2 separate regions of the Homo sapiens genome follow, and region 2 is linked to region 1. Evidence: chromatin loops called from intact Hi-C (ENCODE). Cell type or tissue: Caco-2. All regions are shown on one strand. Each heading gives the region's core, and the rest is flanking DNA. Links, peaks and the distances in the headings are about the cores only. Region 1 has its middle 93 kb from the start of XXYLT1-AS1. Region 2 overlaps XXYLT1 (xyloside xylosyltransferase 1).

Region 1 (5,372 bases), core at 163-5,162:
CATTATACGATCTCATTTAATCCTCAGGGCACCCTTCGAAGGTTCTTTTGTGATCCTCAGTTTAGAAATGAGGAAACGGACACGGGGAGAGGGTCAGTCACTTGCCCGAGATCACACAGCATGTACACAATGGGACTGGGATCTGAACTCAGATTCTCATTTTGAACAATCATGCTCCTCGCCTTTGCTCAGAATCATCTGAAAATAGGGAACGTTTGCTTTAGGAAAGTAAGATTAGGGGAGGTGGACATGAACGGGGTACACAGGTCTGTCCCAAACACTCTGATCGTGGCATCATTCAACTCCCTGATATCCTCCCCTTCCCTCCTCTTCTACCTCCTCTCATGCTTTTTCGTGTCACAGTCATCCCTTCCAACCAGGCTAGTCCTGACCCCCTGCCTCTAGCGAGGGCAGGGAGAAGGCTATCTGCAGACCGTCACTTTTATCTCTCCATCAACACTCGGTCTTCCCTTCCAGATTTGGTGCTATGTTCACAGCCTTCAAGAAGCCTGCACAGGTTCATGTCACTCATGTATTCATCCAATACCTGATGAGCACCTATTTTGCGCCAGGGACCATTCCAAACCCTGGGATGCACACAGGAATGAGCTGCGTGACCTACCCTTAAAAAGCTCACAGTCTAGCTGGGGAGAAGGGGAGTGGAACAGAGTAGGAGAGACCAGGTGGTCCTGCAACAGCAGCTCTCAAGCTGAAGGACCACCTGGGGATCTGATTGAAAGCTCTGGGGTGGGGCCCAATGTCCTGCCATTCCAACAAGCTGCTGGGTGCTGCTGCGGGGGCTGGGGACCACTCTATGTGTACCAGGAGCCCTGAGTATTCCAGCTGCTACCACACAAATGAATGCCTGGTGCTGGGACGAGGGGAGCTCAGATAGGGAATAGGGGTTTGGGAAGGAGCTGAGTGAGGCCTGAGCCAAGTCCTGACCTAAGTGGAGGGGAAGTGATCTCGGTTGCCTTTTGGAAATGAAATGCATTCAAAACCTCACCAAGGGACCTGGGCTGGCTCTGTTTCCATCCCAGAATGCATACTCTATTTCTTCTGCGTTGACTTGCTTTGAACAAGTCACTTGCTTCTGGGAAATGAGGAGGTTAGGCACAGAAGTTGAGCTGAGGTTCCCTCCGGCTCTAACATTTTTAGGAGGCTGTGGTTCCCACCAAAACCAGCAGATCAACTCCATTTCTTGGCACACTCCTAGAGCCTGTAGACACAAGGGACCTAAGAAATGATGCAATCCGATCTCTTCATTTTGCAAATGAGGAAGCAGAGCCCAAGACGAGGTAATTTTGCAAGATTACATGGTGGGCCTGCGGCCAGACCCAACCCCAGACTCCCAACTGCCAGGCCTCGCTCCTCCCACTGGGGACCCCGTGCTGCACAGTCCCAGGAGGCTCCTTCCCCTTGTATTTCCTCTCCCATGTGAAACCTCTCCCACGGAGTCGTGCACAGGGGTCCTGCCTTCCGTGGTCCCAGACTGTCATTCAGAGTGAGACACATAACTTGCCTGGGAGGAATTAACTAAGCTCTTCCATGAAGAGCTAGCTGCCAACCATCAAAAGAAAGTATTCCCAGCCTGCCAGATTCTCATGGAGGGAAATTACAAGTCTTAGTAATGATCATCACAGGGAGCTCGGAGTAAACACAAAGTCTGTCTCTTTTTTAATCTCAAGTGATTGATGTGAGCAGTACAGCTTCCCTGGTGCTTTAAGGATAACAAAGAACAAATGGAACTTGGTGTGCCGAGTGCATTCGTGGAGGGTGGCATGTCACTGGGTGTTGATCAGATGCAGATGTGGTACTCACACCCACATGAACACAAGGGCTCACACAAAACGCTCACGTGTATAGCTCACGCATGTACACATGCACAACTGCACCTACCCACATTCATTCCTCAGTACTCAGGAGTGATCAGGGGCAAGGCTGTATTTAGCAGAAGGTTCTGGGCACAGTGTGTGCACAACAAATGCCCATTTGGAACTCTGAAAAGCAAACCAATGCACCCTGTAAGCTGAAACTGTATCCCTTTGAAAAACAAACCCCACCTCTCCCCCAGAGGATTAACTGGGTTTACCTCATCCACTGTTTTAATTAATATAGGATACAGCTGGCAGATGGAAGGCTGACGCTTGAGTTGCATGAATGCAGAATTTCAAATATGTCAACAAGGTTTAATGGGCATTGTGATCAGAATGCTTTGGTTAAATAAACAGGTGCAGCAAGAAATGCCAATAAGCACACAGTGTGTCAGGTGTTCACCTACGGGGAGGCAACCTCCCTCCCCCTCCTGCCCTTGGCCACTGTCCAGGCCAGCCCAGCTGTGACAAAGGGATTAGAAGTCCTGCCCCAGCTCGCCCAGCCAGCAAGCCCACCACCTGCTGGCTGTCTGAGGCATCCTCTCCCCTGATGCAGCCACACCACACCCCTCCTTACTGCAAGTGAATTCTGCAGACATTAGCAAAACTTGTGGGAATGTGGCAGGAGGGCTGGGACTTGTGAGCTGGGGCTCTTGCCCTCAAGAAGCCCCCAGTCAAGCCGAGAAGACAGGTCTAAGCCCAAGAAACCAAATTCTTCTTGTGGGCTGAAGGCTTCTCTGTACTTCATCCTGCATGTTCACTGAGTCAGCCATGCCCAGCAGAAATAAGAGTTGTGTCAATGGATGTGACATTGGCCAAGTGCTCTGGGAGGGAGGGAGATTTCATCTGCTGGAAAAATGGGGAAGGCTTAACTTTGGTGGTCTTTGGGTTGGACCTTGGAGGATGGGAGGAAGTCAAAAGAGAAACTTGGGAGGGGAGAGAGGCAAAGGGAACTCAGAGGTTGGAAGATGTCTGCACAAAGGCAAATCAATGGTTTGACTCAGGGGTCAGGGCTTGACATTGGGAGGGAGGGGGAGGATAGAGAAGCATCCCTGTTGAAGCCAGAGGAGAAGGTGGTGTGGATCACACAGAGACCTGAACAGCCTGTAGAGGAATTTCAGCCTTACTCTGTGGGGCAATTGGGAGCTAAGAAAGGCAGCTTTACACAGACCAAGGCCGGCTAGTCTTGAGTCTGCGGTTGTCACTGAGTAGCAGGGATTGTGGCAGCATGGAGGCGCAGGGTTAGGTGGCAGGAGCATGCCCACATCACACTCATGCCCCTTTATATTGACTAACACTAAATTCGCACTGTGATGGAGATGGCCCACTGGCCCAGGTGGCCGTTTGGCAGATCCGTTTCTTTTCCTCTGCCTCTATTGAAATGTACATGAACGTGATTGAGGATAACTGCTCCGAATCAGCACTGTCTGGCTCAAGAATATGTCTGGGGAACCCCAGGAGCCCTTAGCCCCTCGGTTTGAGAAATACTGTCCTAGCTACTCTGCTATTCCCCTCGGCTTACAAAGACCACCAGAGAACTCCAGATCTATATCGCAGCTTTTTGGTCCAGGTCAAACTGATTTCACCACACTGCTTTTGCAGTTATGTCACTGGCCACGTTGAGGGGCCTTATAAAGAGGTTAATGTGTTCCCTGAAAAGATTCTGTTGAGAATGTGCTCTAACATGCCAGCATTCCTTCACTTTAAAGACCTAAGTGAGAAATGCCTCAGGCCCTAGAACCAAGAAGAGTTGATGCTTTCCTGAAAACTGGTCTTTTCTTACCATTATCTTGGTCTCAAAACTGATCACATTTTCCTCTCTGCATTGGCTGGTAGGAAGCTCAGAAGCAAAAATATGGCTCACCTTTAACAAAGTGCATAGGACCTTACCATGCAGCTTAGAGGCTAATTTTATTTTAGTGTCCTCACTTTACTCTTCTTTCCCATCCAATTTCTTTGCATAAGTCTTTACAATCCTATGCCAAATTTATTTTTGTGAGCCACCAAGAATCATATGAAGTGGGGCATAACAAAATCAAAATTAATCAGGACTCATGGGCATTAAACTGGAAGAAATTTTAGAGAGAATCTAGTCTAACTCCTTAAATTACAGACAATGCAATTAAGACTTTGAGAGGAGTAGCGTGTCAGGCTGCCTCAGTGAGCCTGGGGTTTTGGGGAGAGCCTGGATTTCCACCTGGGTACCCTGATCTCACCTTTCCTTTCTGGTGTGCCTCCAAACCAAAAAATCTAGAAGACTTTTCTAACTCTTGCATGCAGTCTCATGAAACCATCTCTGTTTGAAATAATCAACCCATCCTGTCACTCTAGCTTCCTCTAAGGGATTCTCCTTGCATCACCAGCCAGGTTAACATACCCCTATGCTCTCTAGCCAAAGCCGGGGGAAGGCACCATCTTCTGCACTGCAGTGGGCAGGACCCGGACATTGAAAAAACATCCTGTTTTATGTAAGATCGTTCTGATGTGTACTCTAGACCTTGAAGTGAGCTGGTTGTCAGTGGTGATTAAAACTCAATGCAGAGGATGCTCTATTTTACCATCCAGAGGAAGGGCGGGGGACAGGTATTTTATAATAAACCTTGAGAGAGAGATTGCGAGAGAGATGGGGATGACAGCTTTTCTCCTGTGTTGACTCCCAGGCAGCAGTGAACCAGCCCCTCTGCCTCATTTGGAAACTGTAAACACCCAGCGGCATTATCAGAAATTCACCAGGGATGAGATGTCTAGTGAAGAAGTAGTTGGGTGGAGGGGACAGTCAGTGATTTTTTTCTCTTTTTTCCCCACAGCACTCTTTTTAAAAACATGACATGGGCTCTGCTGAATGAGCTAGCTCACAGCCAGCCTTTGGTGGGGGTCTTCTGGGGCTCTGGGGTAAGTGTGTCCAGCCCAGCCCCTTGGTGGGTGAGTGGGCCTAGGCTCGTGTCTGGGGTTCCAGCTCTGGGCAGCCTTGCTGCGCTCAGCTCTTCCTCCATACTCAGAGCTGTGCATAGAGGGCTGGGAGGGTTTGGGGAATGTGGGGATTCTGGGCGGTGCTGGAAAGCACGCCTCTGCCTCCTCCGGGTCTCAGCTGAATCCTTACCTCCTCGGGAATCCATCCTCACCTCCCTGACCAGTTCTCACCATTCTATCCACCTCCGTCTCTTGGCTGTTGTGATGGTTGCAACTTTACATTAATTTGTGGAATTGCACATTTAATGTCTGTCTCTTCCAAGGAACTGTGAGGTCCAGGAGGGCCCACAAATAATGGTCACCACTCACCAATCTGCTGAGCTCAGTGCCTGGCACACCAATGTTGTTCAATGAATAGTTTTTGGTTGAATGAATAAATGATTGAATGAGTTAGTCTCTCAACCTTGTTAAGCATCTACTGTACTTGATCTCTTGAATCAGGCCCCGTGTCCCCTGGGGCTGGGTCGGGGCTGGGAAACTGAATCTCTTGAATGAGGTCCCATGTCCTCTGGGGCTGGGGCTGGGCTG
Region 2 (5,372 bases), core at 96-5,095, 68 kb before region 1:
TCCTTCTACCCCGAGGCTGATGCGATTCCTCTACGAGAACCAGCAGACACAGAAGCCAGAGAAACCCACCATTCCCTTAGGTGACTGCTCTGTCTTTCTGGGTTCATTTGGGGATAGTAGGGACGCCTTGAACAAGGGCCCCCTGAACATCGCTTTGGGTGGGGACAGTCATTGTTCCTTTTCAGGCTGTGTTTCTGCTGCAGCACACACACGGGGCAGCTTGCACGCCCAATTTCCTGTCCCTCCTTTCCTTCTCAGGCTGATGCCCAGACCAGTCCTTTCTGACCATCATCAAATACCTCTTCATCCTGATTGAGTGGTGGTGCTGAGCATTGTCCCCAAAGAGCCACTTGTGCTGTGGCCTTCTCCTGGAGGCATATTCTGTCCTCTTCTCTCTGCCTGCGGCCCCCATCTCCTGAGCCCAGCGAGCTCAGTGCTAGTTCACTGTTTGCTCCTCCTTGCTGCAGACACAGAAGATTTGGGAGCGTTCCTGCCGAGGTTGGTAAGGATACCTGGAACAGTGGGCGGCCTCTTTGCTCCCCACTTGCTAGGAGTAAAGCCGTTTAAAAAGACACCTGAGCCTCTCCGGGTTCCTGCTCCTCACTCAACCCCACAGTAGATCTGGTGGGGAGGTTGAGGGCTCAGTGAATCTGCAGGTGCAGCATCGTGTCCTCAGTGTCCTGCCCCCTGCTTCCACCCGGTGTCGACAGCTGCACGGTCCACCCCACGCCTGCCTTTCCATCGTTCCTCATCAGCCCTGTGATCTTTCCTGTGGCCCTGCTGTGCTGGTGCCCTGTGAGGTCCTGTGGACACAAGAGACTGCACGGGCCACACCCCCAGCTGGGTGAGTCCTCTCCCTCCTGGGTACTCTGGACAGTAAAGAAAGATGGACACGTGGGCTCCGTGGAGCATGAGGTAGTCCAGGACCTCGGCGGCCACAGGTCCTGCCTCCCTGCTTCTCGTGCCCTCCCTCCCTTTGGGTCTCTGCTCCACCTCGGTAAACGCTTCGTTCCCACCCCTCGAAGGGTAAATCGAGCTCCTTGGTGGTAAAGCACCCACTGCCCCTAGTCAGAGGGTCCCTCCTCTCTGATGTCATGGTGCCCTGGTCTGCCTGGTAGAATTTTAGCTGCTTTATAACCTGGTCCTGAAATGAACCACTGGGAAGAAATAGGGTAAAATGAACACACAGCTGCCACACTGCATCCCAACCCTGTGTGACCCTATCACCGCAGACTTTTGTGGCAAGATGACAGCATCTCAGTTTGCTTGAGAAGCTTATTTTTGCCAAGGCTGTTACCACCAGGCAGGCACCAGAGCTCGGTTCCACTCACAGCAGAACACAAGCAGTGGCCCTGTGGATTCCCCTGTAAGAATGTCCGGAGGGAATGCTTCCCCCTCGCCAGGATCAGACTCTTGGCACTCTCTGTGATACGTGAGACCTTGAGGAAGGTTCCTCCGTTCCCAGAAGCGGAGCAATGTGCTGGTGCTGAGAAGTGGCCCCTCAGGGCCACCCTGGGCAGGGTCTCCGGTTTTATTCCCCCGTACCTTCTGCTTCATCACGCAGATCCTATCCTGGGTTTGGGTGGGGAAGTCTCTCTGCGGGGGCCGGTGGGGCAGCATCTCCAGGCTGGGAGGCAGAGCTGGTTCTGCCACGATGTGTCCTCCCCGTGAGGACCCACTCCCACGCCTGTCCCTGCCACAGTGGGCCTCCTGATGGTCCTCCTTCCTCCAGGTCACCGGCACGATTGCTGTGGCCCCTCCTCTGTGGGTGTGGGCTTGGACGCCTCTCCCCTCCACCTGCACACCCCTTGCAGCACACATGAGGCTTAGCTATTAAAGAGGCTGGAGGACAGTGCAGCGCTTTAACCCTGGCCCTCACAGGGAGGTGTCTAGGTCTTTCTTCTCCCCTCCAGATGGAAGCATTTGGGTAGAGGACCTAGAAGAGGCTAACACTCCCTGAACTATGAACCTAGATTGGTTTCTAAATCTGCTGAGAGAAAAATTGAACTTGAAGTGACATTCCTTCTAAAGTAGACATCATCCTACATGGCTCTTCTACAGCTGTCTTTCACCCTAACCCATGGTGTGCCCTGGGCTGTCGCAGGCCCCCAGCCCCTGCCCAGCCTTTCTGAAGTGCCAGGCTTGGGGCTCAATGAATGAGCCTTGTTCTAAAGCAGAAAACAGTTCTGTTCCAGTCAGGGTTCAGCTGCCTGCGTCTTGATGAGATCTCTGTTCAGGATTGTGTCCCCTGCTTCTCTCTCCCTTCTCCTTTTCAAGATCACAGGTGAAGACAAGGGGGTGGAAAGTTCTACCTAGATTGCTGCTATCTTAAGAATGTGGACTTTGGAGCCAGATTGTCTGGGTTTAGTCCCTGCGTCTGCTGCTTACTAGGTGTGTGACTTTGGGCAAATACCTTGACCTCTCTGTGCGTCCGTTTTCTTGGCTGTGAAATGATGTATCATCTCAGAGCACCCATCCCCTGGGGTTGTGTGGGGAGTAAGTAAGCCGGTCTAGTATGGCGCCTGGTACATCCTCAGTCAATAATATCAATGTTGGCTGTGGTGAGGACGTAGCAGAGGATGGTAGAAAGAATCTGAGGCTTGGGGTCCAGAGCCCTGGGTTCAGGTCCCAGCTCTGCCACTTGCTGGTGTAGTGATGCGGATTCTGCACCCCGGAATGTGGCAGTGTTTGCATGCAGGCTGGCTGTGAAGACCCAGGGCAGCAGGCCGGCAGGCTGGTTCCCCTGCACACCGGACTAACTCTGTCCTCTCTCTCCACAGGCACACATTCTGGCAGTTCCGCCATGAGAACCCCCAGACCCGGGTTGGGGGCCCGCCCCCCGAGGGGCTGCCGGGCTTCAACAGCGGGGTGATGTTGCTGAACCTGGAGGCCATGCGCCAGTCCCCGCTCTACAGCCGCCTGCTGGAGCCGGCGCAGGTGCAGCAGCTGGCCGACAAGTACCACTTCCGCGGCCACCTCGGGGACCAGGACTTCTTCACCATGATCGGCATGGAGCACCCCAAGCTCTTCCATGTGCTGGACTGTACCTGGAACCGGCAGCTGTGCACCTGGTGGAGGGACCATGGCTACAGTGACGTCTTCGAGGCCTATTTCAGGTGTGAGGGCCACGTCAAGATCTACCACGGGAACTGCAACACTCCCATCCCGGAGGACTAGGCGCTCCCCGTGCCTTGCCCCCGGGGCCTCCAGATCTGGGGGAAGGACAGGGTTCCTTGGGACAGACCCAAGGGCAGTGTCTGACCCGCTAGAGAGACACCGCAGGGAAGTCCTGTGATTAAGGTGCTGAGACCTCCTGCCGGGCAGGTCACTGTGCTGAGGCCACCCGCCAAGGACTGGCCTGTGCACTGCTGGTGCTTGGGACCTTATTCCTCCAGGGAGCAGGCGACACAAAGGACACGCATGTCCAGTGGGCTGGGAAGCAAGCACTTGAAGAGAAGGAAGGGGAGAAAGGGTCCCCCTTGCTGTCTGCCTCTGAGGAATGGAAATCCTTTAGACCCGGCCTTTTTTGGACCAATATAAATTTAATTTAAATTGACAGCCTTCCATTTTTCGAGAAAGTACAAACAGAACTGCTTTAGCACCCATCGAGCCCCAAACGGGTAAGGTAAGCCAAGGTTTTAATGACCAGCCCAGTATCTAAGCTTCCAAACGAATGCCAGCCCATCACATACTCACCCTGGGAGGCTGCTGCACGCGCATTCTCCTGATGCTCACGTCACTTGGTGTAGGTTTCAGGATCGCCTCTTTGAGGAAGGACTTCAGGACCAACTGGGGCCTGCATAAGAAAACTTATCTCATTATTAGAGTACTCACAGCTTGTATCTCCCAGCTACATCCTAGAACCCCATTGTCCTTTATTCCACCAAACCAGCTCCAGGTGACCAGACTCTACTCAGAAAGCAAATTCGTCATCAAAGAACAGAGACTGGCCACCACAAGGACATGCAGGAGAACTGTCGGGACCAGGAAGACTCATTCCAAAAAGCCCAGGCCGGGCACAGTCGTCAAGCCTGTAATCCCAACACTTTGGGAGACCGAGGTGGGGGTATCGATTGAGCCTCGGAGGTCGAGATCAGCCTGGGAAACACAGGGAGGCCCCCATCGCTACAAAATATTTTAAAAATTAGCCAGGTGTGGTGGCTTGTGCTTGTTGTCCCGGCTACTTGGGAGGCTGAAGTGGGAGGGTGGCTTGAGTCCAGGAGTTCACTGCACTGAGCTGTGATCACACCACTGCACTCCAGCCTGGACGACAGAGTGAGACGTCCATCTCAAAAAAAAAAAAAAAACCAAAAAGGAACCCAGCAATTCCCAAGTGTGACCATGTGGGCTTGGAAGACATGTCACTCATGGGCTAGTAAGCATTCTAGTTTCTTTGTTTAAAAAATCCCCTTATCATACCACGTTAGACCGTAGACCTTAGCAGAAATTAAAGCGTCATTTCTTTTGATGGGGCCTCCTGTACGTAGGCTGCAGACGTGAAAGCCCCAGGGGTCCATTTGTATCAATTTTCATCTTGTTTTGTTTTGATTTCATTTACGTTTTTCTTTTTCCCATGAGTGAGGATAGCCAATAAATCATCTTTGAGAACATGGTGATTCATGTTGTTTGTTCTCTGATCACAGTTTCAGCTGCATGAAGGCTCTGAATCAAGTGTGTACTCAATGCCATTGGAATCCCCACCTCCCCTGATGAAGATGAGTGCTTACAGGAGATCCTAAGGACCAAGGAGAGGGCACATCTGAGAGGGTGTCAGAGAGGGTAGTATTGGCATGTTTGGTTCAAAGCAAGGAATCATTTCATTCTAGGTATTGGCAGGTCCACCTGCACTGGGGAGCAAAAGCATCCCCATTTCTTCTCATCCCTCTTACCCTAGACTGCCCAGTTACATCCTGCCCTGAAGAGGTGGAGCAGATATCTTTCCCAGCCCTCTGCTGTGACAGAATTGGTCTGTTCTCTCACCTACTTGATTTCCTATTTATAGGTAACAATTCTTGAATGCCTGCTGTGCACCAGCCATTGTATTGGGGGATTTATTACGCTATTGATAATGTTTATGAAAACTTCATGAAGGTCATTATGTCTAAAGTCGACTGTAAGAAAATGTGAGAGATGTGGACAGAGTCATATACTATATGTTTATCACATTTTTTATAGTAGAAGAAAATTGGAAGCAACTTAAAATGTGAAAAAGAGGGGCCAGGCGCGGTGGCTCACACATGTAATCCCAGCACTTTCAGAGGCTGAGGCCGGCAGATCTCTTGAGCCCAGGAGTTCAAGACCAGCCTGGGCAACATGGCAAGGCCCAGTGTCTACAACTATACAAAAATTAGCTGGGCATGGTGGTGCACGCC

The links. A loop is a pair of places that touch in the nucleus more often than their neighbours do. Peaks named below come from ENCODE experiments on the same cell type or tissue, not always from the same donor. Only the 100,000 strongest peaks of a DNase experiment are listed, where the experiment ranks them.
Region 2: a loop joins it to region 1, with 3 times the contacts of the local background. A loop is called at or near these places in 2 of 110 quality-filtered maps.

The regions. Positions count from the first base shown.
Region 1 is chr3:194,999,136-195,004,507 of GRCh38, reverse strand. No RefSeq gene overlaps it. Among named protein-coding and RNA genes, the nearest start is that of XXYLT1-AS1, 93 kb to the left of the region's middle. In Caco-2, for the core only: a CTCF peak has its summit at 2,393 (motif pointing left); a DNase peak (open chromatin) is centred at 2,347.
Region 2 is chr3:195,067,520-195,072,891 of GRCh38, reverse strand. XXYLT1 (xyloside xylosyltransferase 1) reads left to right here. Exons shown (of 4, transcript NM_152531.5): 4 at 2,781-4,608. The coding sequence ends at 3,177. Among named protein-coding and RNA genes, the nearest start is that of XXYLT1-AS1, 24 kb to the left of the region's middle. RefSeq lists an enhancer at 3,361-4,560. In Caco-2, for the core only: no CTCF peak of the experiment used is centred there; DNase peaks (open chromatin) are centred at 1,801 and 2,361.